2 separate regions of the Mus musculus genome follow, and region 1 is linked to region 2. The links are chromatin contacts, found by Hi-C or POLR2A ChIA-PET in ENCODE. All regions are on one chromosome and are shown on one strand. The core of a region is the stretch at or near the end of the contact, and the rest is flanking DNA. Distances in the headings are between cores, read along the strand shown. Region 1 overlaps Sgk1 (serum/glucocorticoid regulated kinase 1). Region 2 holds the start of Sgk1 (serum/glucocorticoid regulated kinase 1).

Evidence for each region. Hi-C counts contacts between places; a loop is a spot of excess contacts on that map. ChIA-PET counts read pairs that join two places held with the same protein, here RNA polymerase II (POLR2A).
Region 1: a loop to region 2 is called in a map of left cerebral cortex, with 2.1 times the contacts of the local background. The contact joins the enhancer-like site here to the promoter of Sgk1 in region 2. A Hi-C loop is called at or near these places in 1 of 37 maps with a recorded cell type or tissue (left cerebral cortex). POLR2A ChIA-PET finds 5 or more read pairs at or near these places in 1 of 5 experiments (embryonic stem cell).

Annotation. Positions count from the first base shown.
Region 1 is chr10:21,922,461-21,925,160 of GRCm38, forward strand. All of the region lies in intron 1 of Sgk1 (serum/glucocorticoid regulated kinase 1), which reads left to right. Among named protein-coding and RNA genes, the nearest start is that of Gm46215, 42 kb to the left of the region's middle. Within about 2 kb of position 1,327, at least 3 of the 3 ENCODE cell types and tissues checked have a DNase peak (open chromatin) inside an H3K27ac peak, as active enhancers do; they include left cerebral cortex, where a contact is called at or near this core.
Region 2 is chr10:21,880,881-21,883,580 of GRCm38, forward strand. Sgk1 (serum/glucocorticoid regulated kinase 1) reads left to right here and starts at 1,304. Exons shown (of 14, transcript NM_001161845.2): 1 at 1,304-1,827. The coding sequence starts at 1,759. Gm46215 (a long non-coding RNA gene) reads right to left here and starts at 1,398. Exons shown (of 3, transcript XR_001779732.1): 1 at 1,313-1,398; 2 at 818-870.

The DNA.
Region 1 (2,700 bases), core at 77-2,576, 42 kb after region 2:
AAAAAAAAAGTTGTGTGATTGGCAGCTATAGCTGAGGTAAGGAGAATAAGTTCATGTTACTGCATTGTCAGAGTTTTGGAGACTGTGGAATAGCTCTCTGGGCACCAACGTGAGAGGCCATATATTCCCTGTAACCTGTCTGCCATCAGGTACCCAGTCTGCAAGTACTTGGTGGTGGGGGTGGGGGTGGCGGTGTGAGCAGGGTCTTCCTTTTATAATTGCTTGAATGTTTTCACTAGAAAACTGGTTTATATCAGGATTTAAAGGCTTTTTTAAAATGTATTTATTTTTAATTCTTTGCTTTGTTTTGTTGTTGGGGATTGAGGTATTGGATTGGGTTTGTTTTGTTTAATACAAGCTCTTGCTGGGTCGCCCAGGCTGCCCTGGCACTCAGCCAGGGCGTCCTTACACTCCTTCCAATCCTCCTGCCTTAACCTCTGAAGGGCTGGGCTCTCAGGCACTACCCAACTTGGGAGAATTGGAAGTTACAATGGCAGTATATAAGCAGTAGGTTTTCCATGATGAATGGTGCCTCTCTGAAATCACAGTTGCTCTATGTCTGGTTCCCATGGCTTTTGAGAAAGAGGCAACTCTCCCTCCCGAAATCCAGACAGGCTCTGCCGGCTGGGATCACACAGAAGTGCCGACTAGCTATCAATTTTCCGCATCAGTTGATAATATCATTATCAACTAAGCCATCTTATATGAAGAGTAATATCTGTTTACTATTACATAATAGGAAAAAGAACCACAAGTGGAAAATCCCTAAAAGCTGGCCAATCTCCTTAATCGTATCTGGCAGCTCTCCGAGGGGACTGTGGTTTCTGGATAGCTTTTTTTTTTTCTCCCTTCAAATAAATTAATAAAAACCAAGGCAGACTAGATTTAGCAAAGAATTACACTTAGTGTTTTACCTAGGTACTGCCCAGAAATCTAGCTATGGTCTTAAGCTTTGACTCCAGGCTCCCAAGATAGCTGCTTCCGAACTCCGGTTTAATTTGGAACTAGACCCCTCCAGGCTCCCGTCTACGGAACTCTTGCTTTGTTTTAGACGGACATATCCTCCAGTCTGCGTTTGTTTACAATGCTCTTCACAACCATGGCGCAGCCATGAAGAAAAACGAGGCCCAGGTGGCCACACAACCAGGGCTGCTTCTGTATCCGGCCATTCACATCTCGAAGAGTCTTGCAGCTGTCTCCAGCTCAGAGCCATTGTGGCTGGTCTCTGAGGATTCCCAAAGCCACTCACAACCCTCCCTCCACCCAAGCAATTCAGCTCCCGCTGCCCCCAGGAGCGCAAGGGGCGGGCTGTAGCTTGAATTCCCTAGGGGCCTGATGGAGAAGCTCTCAGCTCAGCAGTTTTAAAGGGCACCTTGCCCAGGCTGCAGGGCTGGAGAGGGAGTCTATGACTGTATTCACATCTCACACCCCAGCCACTCTCCAGGGATTTCTGAGGCTAAAGTAAATACCATAAACTCTGTCCTTAATTAAGGCCCCATAGCTACGAAGCTAGCGAAAATCGAAAATCGTCAGCAAGGAACAGGAGAGAACATACTGAAGTCAGAGTGAAGACTAAACCAAGAAAAAGCATGCAGCCGTTTCCATTCCTGCTAGAAAATGTCGCTTTTGTGATGTTTTTCTCTAATACCCCTGAACAAATAGATTACTTCCTTCCCTAGCTACACTCTCTGCAGAGAGGCGACCATATTCTCATTAAGGTCTGGAATGGGTTGATTTGTCAAAAGTCTTGGCGTCCGAGACCCATCCTCACTGTGCCCACAGCAGACTGATTTAAAACAGCAGACACGTCTGCTCTTGGCACATGCGCAAATCGTAGATTTCTCTTAGCTTCAGAGAAAGATGCGCAATGGATTCAAAGAATCAACACTGGGCAGATAGAGGACATACAATTCCCAAATAAATCCGTAACAGCCATCGAGGACACACACTTTCCAAATAAATCCGCAACAGCCATTGTTTTCTTTTGCTTTTCTGGCAGCTGTGGTTGGCTCTCCATCTCAAGCTTCCGTGTTCGCTGCCTGGCTTTCCCCACCCTCCACCCTCCCAAAATGCAGACCTGGGGACTCGCCCACTCATGTGACACCTTGTAGCCACAGTTCCACCTTTACTGCCCAGCACTGGCCTCAGGTTGGTGGAAACAGGGGCCTTCAACCCTGGAAGAACCCTGCTTCATGTCCTGTCTTATATATTAACACCTCAAATTATAATTCAGTGTCTCTTGTGAGACTATGCCGGGGCCTAGCAAACACAGATGTGGATGCTCATAGTCAGCTAATGGATGGATCATAGGGCTCCCAATGGAGGAGCTAGAGAAAGTACCCAAGGAGCTAAAGGGATCTGCAAACTTATAGGTGGAACAACATTATGAACTAACCAGTACCCCGGAGCTCTTGTCTCTAGCTGCATATGTATCAAAAGATGGCCTAGTAGCCCATCACTGGAAAAATAGGCCCATTGGTCATGTAAACTTTATATGCCCCAGTACAGGGGTACGCCAGGGCCAAAAAGTGGGAGTGGGTGGGTAGGGGAGTGGGGGAGGGTATGGGGGACTTTTGGGATAGCATTGGAAATGTAAATGAGGAAAATACCTAATTAAAAAAAATTATAATTCAGTGTTCGTAGCGGCAAGGGGAGATTTACACTTTCACACTCCAAGAATAATTGTAGTCAGACCCTGCG
Region 2 (2,700 bases), core at 54-2,553:
ATGGTGTAACAATGTGGGTTTTGTTGTTGTTATTGTTCTGTTTGGGTGTTGTTTCTGGCTAGGATCCCATGAATTCTAGTCTGGCCTCAAACTCTGAGGATAAGCTTGCATTTCTGATCCTCCTACCTTTAACCTCCCAACTGCAGGGGTTCTAATCCCATGTTGCCACAGTGTCTGTCGCTGTTTTGTTTTTTCTTTTGTTTGTTTGCTTGTTTTGTGGTCCTGAGGATTAAACTCATGGTTTCATGCAAGCACTCAATCAACAATTATTTTTAAGGATAGTTCTAGTGTATTTCCTACCAGTGAACGCTTACTGGTTTTGGATTTGAATGCTATATTTGAATAGAATGAGATGTCAAACAAGTGATTGAGTGGCTGAATTAATGAATGAGTGAATGAATGAGTGAGTGAGTGAGTGATCGTGTATGTCTATCTCATAGACCAAAGTACAGCCGGAGGTGAAGTAGCTGATCAAAACCACATGCTAACAGGGACCCCAAACCTTTTTGCTATAAATCCTATTTAAAAAACAAAACAAAACTCATAAAATATCAGCATCAAAGAGCACAAGTGGAAACGAGCTACGCATAATTAAATGTTTTTGTTAAATGAATTCACTTTGCAGAGGTTCAGGATAAGTTGGGGCATGTAAAAAGACTCGTCCTTGCTTCCTGTGACTCCCTTAGCATTGAATGGATTCAGCACGAATTTTTGGTGAAGGTCTGGGCAAGGTTCTGCCTATTGGTTTTGCACACTTTGTTTCTGTTCATTGATTTTCTCTTACTGCCGGCTTCTCTGTTGAAAAGGGTGGGCTTACCTCCCCAGTTGTTCCTTCTAATGTCACAGCGGAAGGAAGGGCATCCGAGGACCCTACAGAGTAAGAGACCATTCACTGCTACACATGTGTAGGCACATTATTTTATTTTTCAAGGTTTCATAGGGCAGGAACACGTTTGATGCCCCCCACCCCCTGCCTCCGGGGCTTGGTATCAGAACCGGAATCTGAAGAACTTCATTGAGAATTACATTATTGGGTCTGCATTTTACTCTGGTTACCACATTGTTGCAAAGAAAAACCAATTCAAAGAACCCTCCCAAGGGAATCCGTTGTTCTGTGTTTTCTGTGTCTCCTGACCATCCTCTGATCTTACTCACATATGCATGCATGCATCCTTGCTCCTTCCTGCCTTGCTTTCTCTTTCCATTTACCTTTCTGAGGAGGCTCTCTCCCTTCCTCCTTCCCTCCCTCCGGCTTCAGCTCTTTCTTACTCCTTCCCCCAGCTGCTTAACTACAGCTCCCACTGGAACCTACACAATCAAAAACAGCTCTCCTCCAGCAGCCTCCAGCAGCGCATCACCTGGAGCAGAGCGAGTCGCTCGCTCCCCGCTCAGCCCGGGAGCAGCTCGGTAGCTGGGGGCGGGGACGGTACCCTGCTCTCGCCTGAGCGCCCGCCAGAGCATCTCTGGATAGATTTGCTGTATCCCGCCATCCGGCCCCGGGGTCCTGTTGTGGTGATGCTTACGTTTCAAAGCAATGATGGAAAGAGAAAAGCCATTGCCAGTGGCCTCTGAAAGTGGGGCGAGTTACTGCAGTCGCTGCCGCAGCAGGATGAGCGAGTGAAAAACTGAGCCCCGTTAGCCTCTCCATCCCGTTCGGTCTTCATTCACCGTCTCCAGGAAGGCGGATCGGGATACAGATGCAGTAAACCAAGCCGGTGCCACCCTGGATCTATAACTGTGAAGTCCCTTCTGTGGAAGATGGTAAACAAAGACATGAATGGATTCCCGGTCAAGAAATGCTCAGCGTTCCAATTTTTTAAGAAACGGGTAAGCCCAGGTTGTGGTTGTTGCTTTTGTTTTCTACGCTGCTTCTCTCAAATGCTTTTGGAGGCTTGCCTAGGGTAAGCCTCGGGTTTTGTTACTGAGCCCTTCGTGAAAGCAGAGCTTCTGGTGTCAGTGGTCAAGGTGAGCGCTGGCCCTGCTGAGATTCATATTTGTTGGGGGGTGGGTAGGGGAGATGTTGATGGAAAGGGGGGGCTCAGAGGAGTTGCATTGGAAGAAGGGGGTTGGGCCGAGATGCCTTCAAATGGGTTTAAGATGGGAACTGAGATTTCTCAATCAAAGCCATGCCCAGGATTACAAGGCAGTTTCAAAGACAGCTGGCCCGAGTGCAGTTAATAAGAAGCAATTTAGTCTGGGCTAATTAAGTAGCTCTCTCGCTCTTATCTTTGAAGGGTTCAACTTTGCCACACCTTCCCTCCGTCTCAAGGGCTGCTGCATTTTCGTCTTCAATTGTTAGAAGCAGCTTTGGCTCCTCAAATCCATTCTGCCACTATCTCTATCTTTGGGGTAAACAGGAAAGGACCAGAGTGACCTTTGACAGAAATGATGGACTCCCAACATCTCAAACCCTCTATTTCAAGTTGCCTCAATTTTGCCTAGCACACGTGCCCTTACCAAAAGAATAAGGGATAGCCTGTTTTATAGCCCAAACTATGATTGGGGGGGGGGGCGTGCGGGGAGGGTTCTGCTGCTATGTACATTTGCTGTATACATTTGTTTAAATTCCTTTCATTCATAATGTTAGTAATGTCATAGGGCTGTAAATGAATAGACCTTTCTCTGTTTCACAGATAAACTCAGTTCATTGCAATGGCCACACTGGAGGTCTGTGGCTCTGCAAATTTATACATGAGTGGG